Regions from separate parts of the Homo sapiens genome. Here region 2 is linked to region 1. Evidence: read pairs that join two places in POLR2A ChIA-PET (ENCODE). Cell type or tissue: endothelial cell of umbilical vein. All regions are shown on one strand. Each heading gives the region's core, and the rest is flanking DNA. Links, peaks and the distances in the headings are about the cores only.

Region 1 (10,602 bases), core at 1,584-9,583:
ATAAGCTGATAAAACATTATATATGTAACTAATTTTTATTTTCTTTTTTTAAACACCAGGTTGTCACCAGGCTGGAGTGCATTGGTACAGTCACGGTTCACTGCAGCCTCCACCTCCTGGGCTCAAGGGATCCTCCTATCTCAGCCTCCCAAGTAGCTGGGTCTACAGGTATACTCTACCACCCCAGCTTAATCATTTTTAATATTGCGTTTTCTTGGGGGTAAGGGAAATAAGGAGTTAAATGTAAAACAGTTTTACTTATAAAAGGCTAAGAATATTTGGTAAGAACTTGGAATAATCAAGGAAGCAAAACAAAGTAGATTTTATAATTTTGCTGGATAGTTTTTTTTGTTTTTTGTTTTTTTTTCTTTTTTGGAGATGGAGTCTCACTCTGTCACCCAGGCTGGAGTACAGTGGTGTGATCTTGGCTTACTGCAGGCTCCACCTCCTGGGTTCAAGCAATTCTCCTGCCTCAGCCTCCCAAGTAGCTGGGATTACAGGTGTGCACCACCACACCTGGCTAATTTTTTATCTTTTTAGTAGAGACGGGGTTTCGCCACGTTGGCCAGGCTGGTCTTGAACTCCTGACCTCAGGTGATCCACCCTCCTCAGCCTCCCAAATTGCTGGGATTACAGGCATGAGCCACTGCGCCCGGCTGATTTATTTTGTTAAATAAGTTAATGTGCAGATCTGAAGTTAGGTAATTATACACAGGCATTTTCCTGGGACAAACTTCAAGTGCCAGGTACTTGCACTCTTAATACTGTCTTACCATCCAGTTATAACTGGACAAAATATACACTTGAGACACGGAAAAGGTCTTAGCCTTAAACATGATGACATTGTAAGCTTCTTACAGCAGTGTAATTGAGGCATGGAGATAATGTCTTCAAGGTTCCCCTTCTGTGTACATGTCTTATGTAGGATAATATTCTTAACATTTTATTCACTTCAAGTCACCCCATTTTGCCCTGATTTCTTCTGAAGAACAGAAACTTTGGTTATAAGAAGCACTTCTGGGTTCTGACAGACAGTGAACCTGCTGGAGTCGGTGGTGGGGAGGAATGGTAGGTAACTGGGAGGTAAACAAACAACAGGAACAATAGGCAAGGTTAGAAATTGAAGTGGGAGAAGTTATAAAAATTTATTTTCCCACGAAATAATTCCACAAGCTGTGTAAACATTTCTTACTAAAACAAATACTCTAACACACAAAGATTGTACATTTCCAGTGAAACACTCACAGTAAAATTGCCTGTATTTTCACTCTCTAGGAGCAAAAACAAGGAGGCAGCAGATGAATGCTTTCCTAGTTACCTTTGGCAGCAAGCTTACTCACATTCCCTGACTGCTCAATGGGTTGTTAAAGCAACATATAGCACAATTAATTAAATACAGAGCGAGGTGGGCAGAATGCTCGATATCAGTCTCTAGTTTCTTCGTTAGTCTTCAGCATTCCAATTCATCTCAACCATTCAGTCACTCGGTGCACACTTTCTTACATACGGACACACACACGTGCATATAGCGAGTTCCGGCTCGTAGACTCCAGTGCAGTGACTAGAACAGACACTAGCTACTAAGAATGTGTCACAATCAGTGTGAACTGTATGGAGTAGAACAACCTCTGGAGTTTTATATTTACCATAATTTATGGTGGAAATTACAAACTTACTTACAAGGATGGTATAACATTCAGAATTCAAACCTTTTCAAGTCAAGCAATCACACATATTTACAGTATGTACACACTTTCTACTAGAATGAGGATAGGTGTCTAGACAATGTTATTACAAATTTCCTGAATGTGGGCATTTCTAGTCCCTGTAATTCATAAAGCAAATCTGCTGACTTGGCATTAAGACTCTAAAATAGTGTGATCAAACTGATATATATATATATTATATATATAATAAGAAGGTGTTTGTTTGCAGAAATAACATTTACAAACTGTCTATACAGTACACAGTACTAGTACATAGAAAATAGATTCTAACTTTATGATCCCCTTTGTGTAAGGCAAGACTGAATCTGTCCCCAAATTTAGTCAGCCAGAGGTACAAGCAAGAAACAGTGGTCCATGAATGAATATGCAAATCAGATGCCTGCGTATTAACGTATTAAAAATCTGGAGAAACAAGAAATTCCACTTTTTATCTGTGCTGATTCTGGCTTGTTGGATACATCAACTACATTTCTTAAAACACTAACATCACCTGGGTGGCAACAGATTTTGTTCAAGTGGCAGCTACCCAAAACAGTTTTTGAAGAGTCCAGTATGCAACCGGAGGACTGCAGCCATACCAGGCCAATTTATGTAGCACTTACAAAAGAAAAAGTATCTCAATACTCTATCCATGCTATTGCTATTCAAGCAACAGCAATAATACAAAATATTACAAGACAGATCACATATGATTGCAGTGTAGACCCCAAAGACTTTGTTTTGGGGATGCTGTTAGTTATACAAGACTTCAAAAAAAAAAAAAAAAAAACACAAACGGGCAAAACTCATTGGCGGATGTAAACATCCCTGTTCCACTCCCCAGCCTCATTCCGTTTTTTTGATATCACTTCTCCATCCTTTTCACAGTAGCGATCCTTGGATTTATGACGGCTGCGCTGCTTGTTGCACTCGTTGTGGTCCTGCTCTCGATCCACGTCCCGGGAACGGTGCCGGGACTCCCTGTGTCTGTGGTCACTGCTCCCGTGGGTCTCGTCTCTGTGGTTGTGGTCACGGTGTGAGGCATAGTGGTCCACGTGGTCATGGGAATAATCTTCCTTTGGCTCTACGTAGGCAGAGTCTCGACTCTCCTGGGTTTCCGAGTCAAATGTCTCTTGCCTGGAGAGGCCGCGACTTGTCCCACTGCGATGGTTGTGGTGTGGGGCTGAGGAGGAAGAGCGGTGCTGGGATTTCTTGACTGGTTCCACACTAGGTTCTTCTTCAGCTTGGGAAGCAGAACGGATAGGAGCGGAGCGATCAGTCCTCTGATCACCTTGAGAACCCTGGCAGCGAAAGGAGCACACCAGGCGTTAACCAAGGTCAGTGTGTAAAGAACATGTCCCAGAGCAAGTGCATTCAAGCAGAGTCCTTTTTAAGCATCCGAAAAGCTGAAATGAAGTCTAACCTAGCTTCATCCCTTTGGTAACATCCAGTGGCATTTATAAGGCTTTATACTATACTATATTAAATTGGACTTTTGTAAGTGCCTAGAACAGTGCCCATGGTAACTTTTTCCTTTAAAAAAAAAAAAGCAGCAGCAGGGAAAATGTTCTTTTATTTATTCTCCTGTGGCTCAAATACAGATGCAGGTCCCTGAGATTTTTCTATACAGCGGTGTAAACTTAACTACCTCTGCTTGACTGTATGTGAGAATATTAAAAATAGCAAATGCTTACCTGATACAGTGATACAGTATGGGACAGGCACTGTTCTGTAGACCCTTTGTATATAATAACTCATTAATACAACAGCCCTATAAGATCATCTCTTGAGATTATTAATTCCAGCAGCCTCTTGGACAGGTTGCCATTATTATTCCTGAGGTAAGAACAGTTAAGAAATTTGCCCCAGGTTATCCACCCCACAAGTGGTAAGAGGTGCAGCCAGGATTTGAATCTAGGTGATCCACTTCCACAGTCTATGCTACTGTTTAGAAAGTTTCGGTAGTCTGTGTATGTTCCCAATATATTCTGTTGATGGTGCTTTTCTTACAGGTACATACACAGCTCATGCTGGACTTGCTTTGAGTTAATATACTAGAACAAGCCCCAAGCAGGCTACTGGGCTTGGATCCTAGAGGTGTCACCATAGGCAACCTTTTTTCTATGAAGATTGTATATATAGATATATATAAAAACTCCCCTTACCTGTGAATTAGAGGCTAGGGTGGGGCTAAGAGGCAGACTTGAAGTGGCTAATGTACGGCTAAGGAGAGGGTTGGGGAGGCTACTGCTGGGAGGATGGGTGGCCTTCCAGTAGGCCTCCAGATAGTCGGCAAGGTGCTCACAGGCATCCTCAAGCTGGTTCTCATCCAAGATCACATCGAACAGCTCCTGCAGAGGCAGACATTCCAGACCACATTGATGCCAGCCCAGTTTTCACCCCCTTCCCACCTCCATAAGAGGAGGAAGGGGCTCATGAGCTGCACCCCTTTGTACTTGCTCCTGCTTCTATAAGTGCTGCTACTATCTCCCTTTTTATTTAGTTAGGAAGTGTCTGACTACCTCAAATCATTGTTGAGGGCACTGAATGCTTAACTAATAAATAATGGCCAGAAAGGTAACAGTTGTTAAGGACATGGCAACCCAGAAAAGTTGTCTATCAATCAGCAATGAAAAAGGCATAGATACTATGGTAGAAAAGAGATGTATATATATTTGAACAGAATAGAATAGAATAGGAAGAAGCCTGTTCTTGACATAAAGATTGTGATATCTTTTTTCTTTTTCTTTTTTTGAGACAGAGTCTTACTCTGTTACCCAGGCTGGAGTGCAGTGGCCTGATCTTGGTTCAGTGCAACCTTGGCCTCCCAGGTTCAAGTGATTTTCCTGCCTCAGCTTCTCAAGTAGCTGGGGTTACAGGTGCCTACCACCAAGCCCTGCTAATTTTTGTATTTTTAGTAGAGATGGGGTTTTGCCATGTTGGCCAGGCTGGTGTTGAACTCCTGGCCTCAAGTGATTCACCCGCCTCGGCCTCCCAAAGTGCTGGGATTACAGGTATGAGCCACCATGCCCGGCCCAAGATTATGAAATCTGAATTTAGAAATTAATAAGGTAAGATTAGGATGTGAAATTTTGACATTGTCCAAACTTCACAGTAGTTCAGTAGAGAAGAAAATAATGCCACTTTTCAAAAGATTTTTTAGTGTTTATTATAAATTTTAACATATATTAAGCAATCAAATATTTATAGACCCTGAAATGGCTATGCTTAAAAAGAAAAAAAAGCCTGGTGCAGTGGCTCATGCCTGTAATCCCAGCACTTTGGGAGGCCAAGGTGGATGGATCACTTGAGGTCGGGAGTTTGAGACCAGCCTGGGCAACATGGCAAAGCCCCGTCTCTACTAAGAATACAAAAATTAGCAGGGCATGGTGGCGTTTGCCTGTAGTCCTAGCTACTTGGAGGGCCGAGGTGGGAGGATTACTTGAGCCCGGGAGGCAGAGGTTGCAATAGTGAGCTGAGACACCACCACTGCACTCCTGCCTGGGCAACAAAGCAAGACCCTGCCTCCAAAACTAAACCTAGGAAAGCTCTAATACCTCAAGGCATTGCATGTAAAGCATAGACGACAAGTGAGAATCTAGGTAACTTATTACTTAGAAATTGATTTGAGACCATGTGAAAATAAATGTCTCAGACAGTTATTAAGAGCAGACAACTTGATCCCTATGATCAGAAATGAATAATATACCAACTCCAAATAGACTCATCATACAAGCCAAATTTTCGGAACCAGGATCTTGTGTTGGATATTAACAAAGTGAAGTTACTGCAGGATGTACGGAAGCTTTTGGTAAGCTATGATCATCGTTTGGATTACTTGTGCTCAAAACACATGATCATGGAAGGAGGGAGGACAGTTTACTTTGGAATGAATACCACTGTAAGTGATGAGGATTCTCTTCCCTGACAGGTGTTTGACTGTTTTTTTCAAAATATAATGCCAGTTCTGGCCAGGCATGGCAGCTCATGCTTGTAATCCTAGCACTTTGGAAGACCAAGGCAGGAGGATCACTTCAGGCCAGGAGTTCTAGACCAGCCTGGGCAACATAGCAAGACCCCGTCTCTACAGGGGGAAAAAAAAAAGTTAGCCGATCATGGTGGCATGCACCTATAGTCTCAGCTGCTTGGAAGGCTGAAGCAATAGGATCACTTGAGCCCGGGAGTTCAGGGCTGCAGTGAGCTAAGACCATACCACTGCACTCCCAACATGGGCAACAGAGCAAGACCTTGTCCCCCAAAAAAAAAAAAAAAAAAAAAAAAAAAAAAGGTCTGATCTCTGTAACTGGATTATGCTGTATATAGAGATAACTTACTGGAGGACACTGAGCCAGTTTATCAGCTGCTACCATCTGGACGTTGAGGTGTTTAGCTTGAGATTTCCCTCGAGATTTTATTAACCTTTGTAAAACCTGTAAAAGATAATGAGTTTTTAACAGAGTAATAACTACATCCAGGTAAAGTACAAGGTACATTATTGACTCCTTTCTCTGGGGCCTTTTTATATACAGCACAAGGGGCTTATAATAGATGGAGCTATAAGATTATCTGCAAAATTAACATGTTAACATAAATCACAGTTGCAAGCTTTAAGCACTCACATTTTTTCTATGCTAGCAGCTCTCAAACATTTTATCTCACAACCTCTTTAAAGAAGCTAAAATGGAAAACTATTAAAACATTTATTTAAAAATTCACAATAAATCTGATACATGTTAAAATATATATATATATATTTTTGAGATGTAGTCTCGCTCTGTTGCCCAGGCTGGAGTGCAGTGGTGCGATCTCGGCTCACTGCAAGCTCCACCTCCCAGGTTCACACCATTCTCCTGCCTCAGCCTCCCAAGTAGCTAGGACTACAGGCACCCGCCACCACGCCCGGCTAATTTTTTTGTATTTTTAGTAGAGACGGGGTTTCACTGTGTTAGCCAGGATGGTCTCGATCTCCTGACCTCATGATCCTCCCACCTCAGCCTAGTAGAGTGCTGGGATTACAGGTATGAGCCACTGCGCCCGGCCGAATTTTTTTTAATAAAAATAGCTACATTTTTACACATCTCTCTAATGGCTGGCTGGCTGGCTTCATAGAAGACAATTGCAGTCTCCTGTTTGCTTCTACAGTCAACCTGCTGCAATGTCATGTTTTGGTTGAAATACGTGAAGAAAATCCAACCTCCTACAGATTTGTAATTGAGAAAAGGAGAAACAATTTAGTATAGTCTTCTTTGATACTACACTAAAACTCAACAAATGGTGGTTCCTTAAAGACTATTTGTTATGTGGAATCTGAACCTGCAGTGCAATTTTCTTACTCCATGACATTCCATTGGTCTGTCTTGAAAATTAATGTTATTCATTGATCATACAAACAATAATGGTTCACTGACTTCAGATCTTCCAAATGTTGACATATTTCATTATACATTATTAAAACATCATATTCATTAATATTACCATTGATCTCAGAGAAAACTTTATTGGGAAGCTTGCAAGTTCTCAGAGATGCATACAAGTTTTCTAAAATTCTGATTGTTGTCTGAAAGCTTGAGTTTTATCATTGGCAACACATGCTGTTCTCCTTTAAGTGACAGGCTTATTTTGTCCAAGAAAATATCTGCTACACCAAGTCGGAATAAGCATAGCCTGTCAGTTGTTGTTTGAGATAAAAATGGTATTCTATGAAAAACATGGCTAGTTTAGTTCACAACTCAATCAAACCAGTGCTTGTCCTTACTTTTTGGTATACAGCAGGAGCTTTGTGTGTACTTTGTTTTAGTACACTGAATATTAAAAGTCAAGATTTAATAAAAGTAATAAACTTTACTACTTTATAAGGACATTAAGTGAAATTGGCTTTTTTTCCCCTCAAACTGCGAAAGCATGGTGGCGGTGAATACAGTAACTGCTGGTACTTTGATACCACAGTCTTGATTTATGTTTAGACGCCAGCAGTTTTACCCACCATTGCTTTTGCATCAGCCATGCAAATATCAAAACAGTGAAAATGGCAAATAATGTCTTAGTATTATCATGGAAGTAGTTTTGACTAAATGGACCCTCTAAAAGTGTCTCAACACTCTCCAGGGATCCATGGACCACACTTTGAGAACAGCTGTTCTAAGCCATGAAACTATATCAATTTAAAAATTCTTGACTATCATGTCTCCTCAAATTCTCTATACATCATAAAGGCTATTACAATAGCCTAATTATAGAAAGCAGAACATAAAATACATTTTAGGAAAGTTTGATTATAGAGCAAACAGTAGCAGTCCTACTTACCTTAGGAGAAGAAATCTTTACATATACTATAATAGGGGCCAAGGAGGTTTTACTGAGTTGAGCTGGATGATTAATTGTATCCGCGTCAAGGACCACCAACTGCAATGTTCTTGCAAGTTCAAAAATCCTTTCGATTTCACTCTGAACTTCCGCTGTAAAGGGCGAAACAATTCAGTTAAAGTGCAGTATTTTTAAGATAAAGTAAAATGGTATACTGTTTCTTCAACAGAAAGGTGAGTAGGTCAGCCATTATGTTAATGCTTACAGGCAATAGAATTGATAAAAATTTACAACAGTAATTTATCCTTTTGGAAAGGGCTGTTTCTCCACACATCATTAGGATTTAAGGAATTTTTCTGTCAACCGGCTACAGAATTTACTTTTAGTATAATACTTGGATTGTGGAAATTTTTAGCTCTCTGCTGACATTCTTTGTGCTTGCAGTCTATGAAATCATTTCATAAAACTGCTGTAAAATAAGAACCTTGACATATCTTCCGTGTGTTCATTGCAGACCACTTTGCATTAGCAACCATGACAGGTTTTCCTTTCAGTGCACGGGCTGATCTATGTTTACATGTCACCTGTATGCCGTCTAGATGTTTATTAACAAGATGAAATACAAAATAAAACAGCAAAGACGTGAATGGCACCAGAAAGAAACTTATCCAAAAACACACCTCATATTTTCCAACCAAAGTAGTCATGTTTTAAAAGGGCAGTTTTCAGAGGCAGCACTACAGAAATCTAAAGTATAAAATTTATAGAAACTTATCACAAAACATTAGAATATCTAGTTGAACTCCGAGAAAATGGCATTCAGTTCATCTGTTCTGTGATCTCCAAAGACTCAAAAACCGGACTGTCTGACCGAATTTTCTGCAATGAGGGAAATATTCTCTGTATGTGGTCCAGCGTGGCAGCAGCTAATGGGCTACTGAGCACTTGAACAGGCGTGTAAATTTTTAAAATTTAATAAATAGGCAGAAGCTACTATTACTAGGCAGCATAGGTCTATAAAGCATAGTACATAGCTTTCACTTCCCACTGCAGTCGTGGAGGTTGAATTCCATGAGACTTTTATGCTAGCAAATGTGGATTTACAATTACCTTTTAATTCCTCTTAGGCCGTTGGATTCTTGCCAGAAGCTTCCTGGAGATAATTTTAACTAGTACCTTATTGAAGAAAAGGTAACTCTCTGGTCACTAATCCATCTGCCTCACAATATGTTATGACTTGAGTCCTTTTTTTTTTACCTAGATATCTTTAAAAAATCAGGGCCCAAACTACATGAGATACTAGCTTTAAAATAACATTGGGCCACTGAATCCCAGTCAAGTTACAACCTAAATTAATATTTACTGTAAGCATTAAGAAATCTGATCACAAAGATTTTCATCTTTGTTTCATCTGTTAAGTGTTCAGACAGTCACAGCATCCCGTGTAACTCCTTGCTTTTAAAGGTTTGAGTAGTACAAGTTTAATATGTGGGTTTTTTTGTTTTTTTTGTTTGTTTGTTTTTTTGTTTTGTTTTTTTTTTTTTTTTTTTTGAGACAGAGTCTCTCTCTGTCTCCCAGGCTGGAGTGCAGTGGTGCAGTCTCGGCTCACCACAATCTCCTCCACCTCCTCAGTTCAAGTGATTCTCTCGCCTCAGCCTCCCACATAGCTGGAATTACCGGCATGTGCCACCAGGCCCAGCTAATGTTTTGTACTTTTAGTAGAGATGGCGTTTCACCATGTTGGCAAGGCTGGTCTCAAACTCCTGACCTCAAGTGATCTCCCGCCTTAGCCTCCCAAAGTGCTGGCATTACAGGCGTGAGCCACTGCGCCCAGCCCTAATATGTGCTGATTGTATAAAACCTGGATAGCCTTAAAATATATTACATATATGGATATTATTTATATTATGTCAATATATTAACATGTTTTAATATATACACATATATAAAGATATTTGTGGTAGCCTTACATACATACTTTACACTCCGTTAATTAAAGGGAAAGAGTTTTAAAATATTTTAAAGTGGACTTTCAGAATCCTGGTGCAACACTGTATTAGTAGATACAACCTTAAGAATCGATGACAAATTCTGATAATACTTTTGACTTCAAAGTAAAAATGATGCTTTTAAAAATGGATGTATCCATGCTAGGAATTTTCCTTTGACAGAGTATATCATGCTCAGAATTTACTCTAATAAAGAAATGTCAGAAACTTCCCCAATGTTCGTTTCTGAAACTGAAAGTCAATTTGATTCTTTCCAGTTGTCCTAGCTAATGAAAGAATGCAGCTCAGCATCTTGAAGACGGGGCAAGCCTTCCTCATCTCCCCACATCCCACAGTTTCTTATACCCACTGAATTAAACTGAAAAATGAACACCTTTCTATGCTTTATATCTCTAATATCTATAAACAACAACAGGAACAATGTTTCCTCTTAGATAAAGAAGAGAAGCTACAACACTGATCATTAGAGAAATGCAAATCAAACCACAATGGGATACCATCTCCCACCAGTTAGAATGGCTGTTATTAAAAAGTCAAAAAATAACAGATGCTGTTGAGGTTATGGAGAAAAAGGAACGCTTATA
Region 2 (10,602 bases), core at 1,171-9,170, 130 kb before region 1:
AGGGAAACAGACAACTAATCTGAATATAAACTGAGTTGGGCTTAGAAGGGAATAAACGGAAAGAATGTCGCGTGGCAAAGGAGGAATCAACAGAATATGGGAAACAACTGTGAGTTAATGAGAGGAAGGTGTCAATAATTACTTAATACCTGTAACTTCTTGTATTATAATGGACATACTACCGCTTTTGGGGGACTCTTCCACGTGAAGAATTTTCAAAATGCAAAGTGACAGGCGCCACTGTTCTTTGTAGTAATTTTGATATTCTTGTAGAGATCACTTATTAAAAGAACGTTTCATGCAAATGGCATCAGTAATGGATATCTCTTTCTGGACCCATGCTAAGTCCTCCAGAGTTTCAGTCACTTCAAGAACTACCCTTTCGACACACTTTAAGTACATATGGATTCACTAGAATCAACTTTGACCTATTCATCAATGATAACTGCCCTTTTCACAGCTGGAGTTAACTGTGAGCTTAAAACTACTAACAGCTCTGATGTTTAAATTAATCATATGCTACAATGTCATTTGTCCCTTACTTTCTTTTCTTTTTTTTTGAGAGAGAGCGAGACTCTGCCACCCAGGCTGGAGTGCAGTGGTGCTATCTCAGCTCACTGCCACCTCCGCCTCCCAGGTTCAAGCGATTCTCATGCCTCAGCCTCTGGAGTAGCTGGGACTACAGGCACATGCCACCATGCCTGGCTAATTTTTGTATTTTTAGTAGAGATGGGGTTTTGCCATGTTGGCCATGCTGGTCTTGAACTCCTGGCCTCAAGCAATCTGCCCACCTCGGCCTACCAAAGTGCTGGGATTACAGAAGTGAGCCACTGCGCCTGGCCCTTCCCTTACTTTCTAACTTATTCTAGTTTCAGAACATTATTTTACTGTATAAATGTATAAGCTACCCTTTAACTATATTATTTGCTTACAGCTTCTGCATACCCAATAAAATAATTCAGTGCTACCACAAGTTCTGATTATCTATGATACGCCATCTTTGTTTACTTACACGTTGCATTGGAATATATACACACATACACACATGCTATTATAATATAAATCTAGAACAATACATGTTTTTTAAAGAGGCAACTTTGTTCACCAAAAATTATTCATATTATATCCTTTTCTACCTCTTCCCTTCCAACTCCAATTTTTTTTTTTTTTTTTTTTGAGATAAGAGTCTCGTTTTGTCACCCAGGCTGGAGTGCAGTGGTGCCACCTCGGCTCACTGCAAACTCTGCCTCCTGGGTTCAAGCGATTCTCCTGCCTCAGCCTCCTGAGTAGCTGGGGACTACAAGTCTGCCCCACCACGCCCGGCTAGTTTTTTGTATTTTTAGTAGAGACGGGGTTTCACCTGTGTTAGCCAGGATGGCCTCAATCTCCTGACCTCATGATCCACCCGCCTCGGCCTCCCAAAGTGCTGGGATTACAGGCGTGAGCCACCGTGTCTGGCCCAACTCCAATTTTTAAAAGGTTTCATTTTAGAAAAAAATAATTGGTTAGGTGTACTTCTTTGCAAAGAACAATTAAATGGATGCAATTGTGAAATCATACTATCAAGGATAAATCTCTCTAAACTACATTGAATGGCTTTTAAAAAAATCTGCCTCTAATAAGAAATAAAAGCAGAAATAGAACATGAATATATCCAGGTTTGTTCCCCAAGTTAGCTCTGAACTCATAAGTGGCAGAGAACTTTGAGAGATGATTTGCAAATCTACTTTTTTCTAATTAAAAAAAAATCTACCAACATTTTGAATGTTCATGGTATAAAAAATTTTTAAATTAATAAAATATTTTATTCCTCCACCGGTCAGGGTCTCTTAGAAAGTTGTGAGATCTTGGGGAAACCTACATAATATCTCCACGTGTCAGATCTCTCCAACCCTGGAGACATGAAAATCTTGTGAAGATGAATGGAGAGAACCTGGCCAAACAGTAAGCACTCAAGTAATAATAGCTCCAAACAATCTTTCTATTTGCCTTTTCTTTTATTCGAAAACCCAAATTCTTAAGTCTCATTTATGAAATTTTTATTTATTTATTTTTTAAAAAAAGGAAACCCAAATTCCCTACAAAAAAGGATCTTATTAAAAGGCCGGCCACGGTGGCTCAAGCCTGTAATCCCAGCACTTTGGGAGGCCAAGGAGGGTGGATCACGAGGTCCCGAATTCAAGACCAACCTGATCAATATGGTGAAACCCCGGTCTCTACTAAACATACAAAAATTAGCCGGGTGTGGTGGCACTCGCCTGTAATTCCTGCTATTTGGGAGGCTGAGGCAGGAGAATGGCTTGAACTCAGCAGGCGGAGCTTGCAGCGAGCCAAGATCACTCCACTGCACTCTAGCCTGGCGACAGAGCAAGACTCCGTCTTAAAAAAAAAAAAAAAAAAGGCAACTGTCAATACGCCCAGGTGCAGCCTAATTACTTTCTATGTTTACTCTAGGGACCTTTGGATTAAAATTCAAAATTCATCTTAGCATACCTCTGTATTTGAGTAATATGTGTTCCAGGATGATCGCAGAGACTCCTGACCACCAATATCCCACATAAGAAAATGAGTGTTCTTCACAACTATTTCTTCAACATTGCTTCCTATGGTTGGAGAAGTATGAACCACTTCATTCATTAAGCTGTTGAAAAACAGACACCGTAAAAGCTCTTGTAAATCTTGAGAATCTGAAGCAACTTTTATCTCTGTATTTTTAAGATCAATCAACCTTCTGCACCAATGATGGTGATCATTAGCATGAAAATTATAAACCTGGAGAACACTTGCGCAAATCAATATCTAGATAACAACTCCAGAAGAAAGACTTGTTTCTTGTTTGTTTTTTTTTTTAACGGAAGGAATTGCAAGCTTGATGGAAAAGAAAGGAAACAGTGTGGTGTGAATTTGCATTTCTGTGGCCAAAAATTCCAATACCACCATGCCCTGTTATCAGTTAGATAAGACCCAATGTCCCATGCCATCCTGAAAAGCAAGTTTCTAGGTGATTGCAAAATAGCAAATATTGGATAGCAGGCTATCTATAATTTTGAAGACTGTCTAAATTGAGACTTAGTCACAAAAATTAATTCAGGCATATTAATCTAAAGTAGTCCTAAAAAGATGACCATGGGCAAGTAAAAATTTAAATTAACTATAGATATATTTAGAAGGCCAGGTGTGGTGGCTCACACCTATAATTCTAGCACTTTGGGTGGATCACCTGAGGTCAAGAACTTGAGACCATCCTGACCAACATGGTGAAGCCTCGTCTCTACTAAAAATACAAAAATTTGCAGGGCGTGGTGGTGGGCGCTTGTAATCCCAGCTACTCTGGAAGCTGAGGCAGGAGAACCGCCTGAACCTGGGAGGTGGAGATCACGCCATTGCACTCCACCCTTAGAAACAGAGCAAAACTCTGTCTCAAATATGTGTGTGTGTGTGTTTGTGTGTGTGTGTATATATATATATATATATTTAGAATACTGATGCTCATACCCCTCGTATTATCATAATCATTGGTAAAGCTACATTAATCAATTAATTCAACAAATATGCCCTTGCCAGTAACATGTCACTACTGTGTTGGAGGAGGCTTGCAATTCTCTTGGGTTTTATGTATATTTTTGAAGCCATGTGTAAAATTATTTCAACAAAGATGACAGGTTTCTGAAATGTTTATATGTGATGTTTAAAAGCTAATTCATATTTAAACACATAATCACCAATGAATGAAAATGTTTTCAAGAGAAACAAGTAGTTGTTCAACTCTGAAACAACAAACTTTAAGTCAGTAGCTTTTTAGCAAAGTAGCTGAAAAATGCGTTAATCACTGGCTAATGAAGTACTTCTGGTGAGCTGATGGCTGTCTTCTAATGCAACATGAGTGGGAAGAGGTAAGAGCCACACAATGGGGCAAAGAACTGTAGAACTATTTTGTTAAAGTGCCTGGTAGATCCACTTCTACTGCTTAATACTATCATTTCATTGGCATTGAAAGGATAATGGAAGGTACTCTGACAAGTGGAATGATGAGCTGTGAAAATTTCCTAAGGTATTAACAGATTTCTCTGAAAGTCTCAAGACTCTCCCTCTTGCAAGCTACTACAGCAATATTTTCAGGAGTGATCACATTTCTTTTGACAAGTCTGGCTATGTTAAAAAATTCCAAAGCTATTAGTCAGGAGGGTAGCAATGGCTTCCTAGAGCTATCAATTTATTTACATAAACCCAAGTGGGGTAAGAACTAAGTGAAATCCACTTTATCACCTCACCCCAGCACTTCTAATATGCGCTTTATTTATTTAATATTAATTTCTTTCTTTCGAGGGCAGAAAACAATAAGTGTTTGTGAAGGGTTTAGCAAATGTTTATTTCACTCACTTTTCTATAGATTGTGTTCGGTAAAATTAAAAAAACAAAAAACAAAAAACATATATTTAAGTTTTTCCGTCATTATTATAATGCATCTCTTATTAATTGTAAACACATTAGTTTCAATAACTAGTGAAAACTGTTTAATAAACACCCATACTTACAATTGGTAAAGAATGGTGGTTTTCCCTGCATTATCCAGTCCCACTATAATTACTTTGTGTTCTACAAAAAGAAAGCAAATCATAAACATTTAACACTACTGCATTACTGCAATTACATGCTTTCAACAATGATTATTAGTTAGCTCATTAATGAGAATCATTCACTGAATATCTATCACTAGACTTAAAATGCAGAAAGAAATGTTATGATGTTAAGGCTACCTAGGTTAAGTAACAAAATCAATTATCATTGATTCTCTGTCTAGTTCTCATGTAAAAGAATGTGGGAGATGGGTAGGCAGGAAACACCAGCAAAGTTGGTCACTTATATTGCATCTAGGGGAGAGGAGACCCAAATATTAATCTAGGCAAAAATTATAACCTAAATGTAAGTTTTTTAAAAAGCCTGTTTTACACACCTTTTTAGCTCTGTACCAATCAAGTTAGCTTTTTATCAAAATGTTTTCATATCTGTAAGTTTCCCCACCTATGTATACCAGGATCTGTTTCTTCCTCTCACTTAAAAATCCCATGTAAGCTTAAAATTGAAACGTTTCATGTGTCACAAAGACAAACATATACTCTCAAGTTTTTACACAATTACTCATTGTTTAACATTTTTTCAACCGGCTTCTACAGTTCTTTTGAGCAGATTCTGTTTCTGCTCTTTGTACAATGAAAATCTCTTCAGTTCTTTCCTCCTTTGGGTGCCATGCACTAAATATTCACCTCTTTTAATAAGTAGTTGCTAAAGCTCATCTAATTATTCCGTTAAGTGGTATATATTCTGCAATGTCCTTTGAATACAGAAAACAACCCAGATACCATCTTTCCTAGATTTTCACTTATGCCAAGTATACTAAAGATCCCCTTCTCCAAGGCAGAAGAATGCTTAAAAAGTTACAAGTTAACATCAACAGGGTAAGTAGGGAAGTTTCCACAGAATCACAACACAGTTGATTTGTAGGCAACGATTGGGCACATCTCATATCAGAATCCCGCTCTTCTTGATGACCTCTGGTGAATGTCAACATTCTGGTCATATAATCAACTATCAGCTCATATTCCTACTCTGAAGTTCTAAACTTCATCAGCCAAAAAAAGAGGGACCAAGAAAATTTAAGTTCTTGAGATGTGCAGGTCTTCCAATGACCTACACACTCTAGATACAGCCTATTACAGTGCAGGATAAACAGACACGGTCCTCTGGAAGGGCTATTTTCACTATGGTAGAAGCTGCTTTGTAAAACAAAACAAAACTTGCCTGCTTAGTATAACTCACTATAATTCTCCTTATTTATTTGAGACAGGGTCTTGCTTTGTTGCCCAGGCTGGAGTGCAGGGGCATGATCACTGCAGCCTCGACCTCCCAGGCTCAAGTGATCCTCCTACCTGAACCTCCTGAATAGCTGGGACCACAGGTGCACACCACCAAGCTTGGCTACATGTCCTCTAATGAAGCTAATCTTTAAGTATTACCCTGTTTGTTATCCCTTAAAGTACAAGAACCTTTATCAGTGAGGAACAAACAGACTGCCTGGCACTAAGCATTCTAAATTTTGGTGACAGCTAGAAGCTCCACCTACCAAGCATCTACAGAAAACAACATGCCTGCAGTGGTGAGAAGGAAGCCACTAGTTTAAAGATAAGCAAAACTTGAAGGCAGATAATCCTGTTGGGAGAAAGGAATGGAAGGACAGTACCAGATGGCTCCTTCTTGAAGCAACTCAAATGAAGACCCAGGTCATTTGCAAACAATCCTGCTCCTTGCTTCACTTTTGCACTATGATGCTTCACATAATACTGAAGGCCTGTGATGGTAAAACTCACCAATAATGCACCATTTTGAAAGGTAGGTCCCTAACATGAGGAAATGTTAGGTTAAGACACTACTGTTAGGCCAGGCGTGGTGCCTTACGCCTGTAATCTTAGCACTTTGGGAGGCCGAGGTGGGAGGATCACGAGGTCAGGAGATCAAGACCATCCTGGCTAACACGGTGAAACCCTGTCTCTACAAAAAATACAAAAAAATTAGCCGGGCATGGTGGCGGGTGCCTGTAGTCCCAGCTACTTGGGAGGTTGAAGCAGAAGAATGGCATGAACCCGGAAGACGGAGCTTGCGGTGAGCCGAGATCGGGTCACTGTGCTCCAGCCTGGGCAACAGAGCGAGACTCCATCTCAAAAAAAAAAAAAAAAAAAAAAAAAAGACACTACTGTTACTATCAGTTACAGTAAATCAGAATGTTTTAGGCCAGGTGCAATGACTCACACCTGTAATTCCAACACTTTGGGAGGCCAAGGAGAAGTGATCAGTTAAATCTAGGAGTTTGAGACCAAACTGGGCAATACAGTAATATCCCATCTCTTAAGAAAAAAGTTAGCCAGGTCAGGCATGGTGGCTCACACCTGTAATCCCAGCACTTCAGTAGGCTGAGGTGGGCAGACCACAAGGTCAGGAGTTCAAGACCAACCTGGCTAATTTGGTGAAACTCCGTCTCTACTAAAAATACAAAACTTAGCCGGGCATGGTGGCAGGTGCCTATAGTCCTAGTTACTTGGGAGGCTGAGGCAGGAGAATCACTTGAACCTGGGAGGCAGAGGTGGCAGTGAGCTGAGATTGCACCACTGCACTCCAGCCTGGTGACAGAGCAACACTCCGTCTCAAACAAAACAAAACAAAACAAAAACAAAGAATGGTCTGGAAGACAGGATGCAGATAGATGATAAGTTTAAGTTTAGTGTGTTTGAAACCTGCTTACAGTCCAGAGTTAAGAGCAGAATAAGCTGGGGCCGGGCGCAGTAGCTCACACCTGTAATCCCAGCACTTTGGGAGGCCGAGGTGGGAGGATCACAAGGTCAGGAGATCGAGACCATCCTAGCTAACATGGTGAAACCCCGTCTCTACTAAAAATACAGAAAATCAGCCGGGCGTGGTGGCAGACACCTGTAGTCCCAGCTACTTGGGAGGCTGAGGCAGGAGAATGGCATGAACCCGGGAGGCAGAGCTTGCAGTGAGCCGAGATAACGCCACTGCACTCCAGCCTGGGCGACAGAGAGAGACTCCATCTCAAAAAAAAAAAAAAAAAAAAGAGCAGAATAAGCTAAAGAGAGAAATGTGAGCCACAAGATCTGAGATCTGAGCAGTCAGAAGTAAAGGACAATAATCATACGCAATTGGCAACCAGTGTTCAAAATGATAACATGAAATTCATGGATTGGAAAGAAATGATTAAATTATGAAATTAAGATGTTACTGTTACATGGTTCTGAAAAAGAACTACAATTAAAACTGTATTTCATTTGTTCTTAATTCTGGGTAACACTAGAAATAACTGGCCAGGTGCAGTGGCTCACGCCTGTAATCCCAGCACTTTGGGAGGCGAGTAGATCACCTGAGGTCAGGAGTTCGAGGCCAGCCTAGCCAACATGGTAAAATCCATCTCTACTACAAATACGAAAATTAGCCAGGCATGGTGGCAGGTGCTTGTAATCCCATCTACTCCAGAGGGTGGGGCAGGAGAATTGCTTGAACTTGGGAGGCAAAGGTGGCAGTGAGCTGAGATCACAGGACTACACTCCAGCCTGGGTGACAGAAAATATAACAATAATAAATAAAATTTAAAGACATCACTGGGCCAGGCATAGTGGTTCACGTCTGTAATCCTAGCACTTTGGGAGGCCAAGGCGGGCGGATTACCTGAGGTCAGGAGTTCAAAACCAGCCTGACCAACATGGTGAAACCCCACCTCTACTAAAAATACAAAAATTAGCCGGAGTGGTGGTGTGCGCCTGTAATCCCAACTACTCAGGAGGCTGAGGCAGGAGAATTGCTTGAACCCAGGAGATGGAGGTTGCAGTGGACCGAGATCGCACCACTGCACTCCAGCCTGGGTGACAGAGTGAGACTCCATCTCATTAAAAAAAAAAAACAAACAAACAACAAAAAAAGAAATAACTGATGACAGGTTTCCACAATCATAACACTGAGAGAAAAAGACTATGCCTACAAAAGTTCAAAAGAAATTTAAAAAACAATGCAAAACTTTAGAGGTGAGCTATCAAACACACATAACACATATGTATTTCACAGAACTACATTAACATATAAAATGTTTGCAGAGATAATCAGAATTCCAAATTATTTCCTTGAATAATAACTGTCGAAGTAAACAGGCTTCCAGTTCAAACAATACAAAATTGCAGGAATTAACTTTTACATTGCTTTACTTAGACAACACACGCTTTAGTATACTTATTCACAGAAAGGTATCTAATTTATAAGACGCATGAGACTCTAAAATGCTACAGGAAAAAAAAGGATGAGAATGTGGAAATACTGGAAGAAAGACACGGGAAAGGAGCACATAAAGTAAGATCAGTAGTTCTTAACACTGGCTGCACATTCGATTTACCTTGGCAGTGATGCCCAGGCCTCTTCACCCCAATCTAATTTAGTTGGTGTGAGGTGGCGCTTTGGGCCTGTTATTCTAATATATCTAATTCCACTGGAATAGATAAATATAGTTACAAAAATGGAAAATGCTGAGATTGGTAGTTAATTTTGTTGATGCAGAAAACAAAAATATAGGCTAAGATACATCTGTGGATTAAACCCTTCAGTGAGTCCCATTCCTTGCTCTAGAGAGTTTAATGTCTTAGTCAACACTGGAGGCCCTCTGTGATAAGGTTCTCCTGGTTGTCTTTCCAATCTCATCTCCTCTTCACTCCTCGCAAGCAAACTAACACACAGCCAAGCTCAACTATTTTCAGCTTCCCTAAAAGTACCAAACTAGCTCATTCCTCTCCCTTTTGCATATTAGCTCTTCTGCCTAGAATAACACGTCCCTTCTATTCGGTCTGTCTAGCATGCCACCCAAATTCCTACTCATCATTACATTACGTCCAAGTATACCTTGTGCTGCAGCCAACGTTATATTTTTACACATATCTGTTAAATAATTTACCACACTGCATTTTTTTTCATGTTTGTCTCGTTTATTGATGTTTGAATACTTTGCCAAGAAGTAAGGTATCTTTATTCTTTAATTTTGTATCTCCTATGCTAAACTCTGAAGACTGGCCTATGGCTGTATGAATGAATAAGAATAAAATAACAGAATAATCACTGGTTCTAAATTTTCCAACAGGAAAGTTAGAGGAAGAGAAAAATTCTAAGTAGAAATGGAGATTCAGGAGGCCTGAACAATTATGCGAGTATAAAAGTAGCCACTGGATGTCTTTCATCACCATCTACATTTTCCCCTTACATCTTTTATTACCTCTAGTCTGAGTAAGGACACCTCCAACGAAAAAAGACAAGACAGCAGCCATGTAACAGAAAAGGGAGAAAGGAAAACGGGAAAGGATATAAAGGGAAAACCAACTACTTCGGTAACGTTTCGATTCTCCAGCTCAGGGGAAAGAGAAAACTGGTGATTTTTGTATTAATCTTTATACCTTTAAGCATGTCTTAAAATGCTGTTTTACCGCTGGGCGCGGTGGCTCACACCTGTAATTCCAGCACTTTGGGAGGCCGAGGTGGGTAGATCACCTGAAGTCAGAAGGTCGAGACCAGCCTGCCCAACATGGCGAAACCCTGTCTCTACTAAAGATACAAAAATAGGCCGGGCGTGGTGGCGGGTGCCTGTAAATACCAGTTACTCGGGAGGCTGAGGAACAAGAATCGCTTGAACCCAGGATGCAGAGGTTGCAGTGAGCTGAGATTGCGCCACTGCACTGAAGCCTGGGCGACAGAGAAAGACTCTGCCTCAAAAAATAAATAAATAAAAATAATATTTTAAATGTATGGATAATACCCACAAAGTGTGAAGCTCTGCTCACTTTGAAATCATTTGATAAGTAATATTATCTGTGGTTACTGGATACAGGCATATACATATATATACACATGTGTGTGCCTGTATCTATATTTATAACCTTGAAAAAGACTGCTTTAGTGTTCTTATCAATCTACAGAACAAGTCAACTAAAGCCATTCCATTACCTCCACAACTTCTTAAATCCAGAAAAAGATTAGATACCTACATTAGCAGTAACAAATTGGTAC

What was found. ChIA-PET counts read pairs that join two places held together with the same protein. Peaks named below come from ENCODE experiments on the same cell type or tissue, not always from the same donor. Only the 100,000 strongest peaks of a DNase experiment are listed, where the experiment ranks them.
Region 2: POLR2A ChIA-PET joins it to region 1 with 13 read pairs; 5 of 35 experiments call an interaction of 5 or more read pairs at or near these places.

The regions. Positions count from the first base shown.
Region 1 is chr10:18,531,635-18,542,236 of GRCh38, reverse strand. CACNB2 (calcium voltage-gated channel auxiliary subunit beta 2) reads right to left here. Exons shown (of 14, transcript NM_201596.3): 11 at 8,010-8,161; 12 at 6,041-6,136; 13 at 3,872-4,057; 14 at 1-3,007. The coding sequence ends at 2,513. It overlaps CACNB2-AS1 (CACNB2 antisense RNA 1), which reads left to right and starts at 2,961. Exons shown (of 3, transcript XR_007062076.1): 1 at 2,961-3,043. It overlaps LOC124902387 (a long non-coding RNA gene), which reads left to right and starts at 7,441. Exons shown (of 2, transcript XR_007062077.1): 1 at 7,441-9,200; 2 at 10,276-10,388. In endothelial cell of umbilical vein, for the core only: no CTCF peak of the experiment used is centred there; no DNase peak of the experiment used is centred there.
Region 2 is chr10:18,660,569-18,671,170 of GRCh38, reverse strand. ARL5B (ARF like GTPase 5B) reads right to left here. Exons shown (of 6, transcript NM_178815.5): 2 at 4,536-4,596; 3 at 2,494-2,641. Among named protein-coding and RNA genes, the nearest start is that of ARL5B, 6.4 kb to the right of the region's middle. In endothelial cell of umbilical vein, for the core only: no CTCF peak of the experiment used is centred there; no DNase peak of the experiment used is centred there.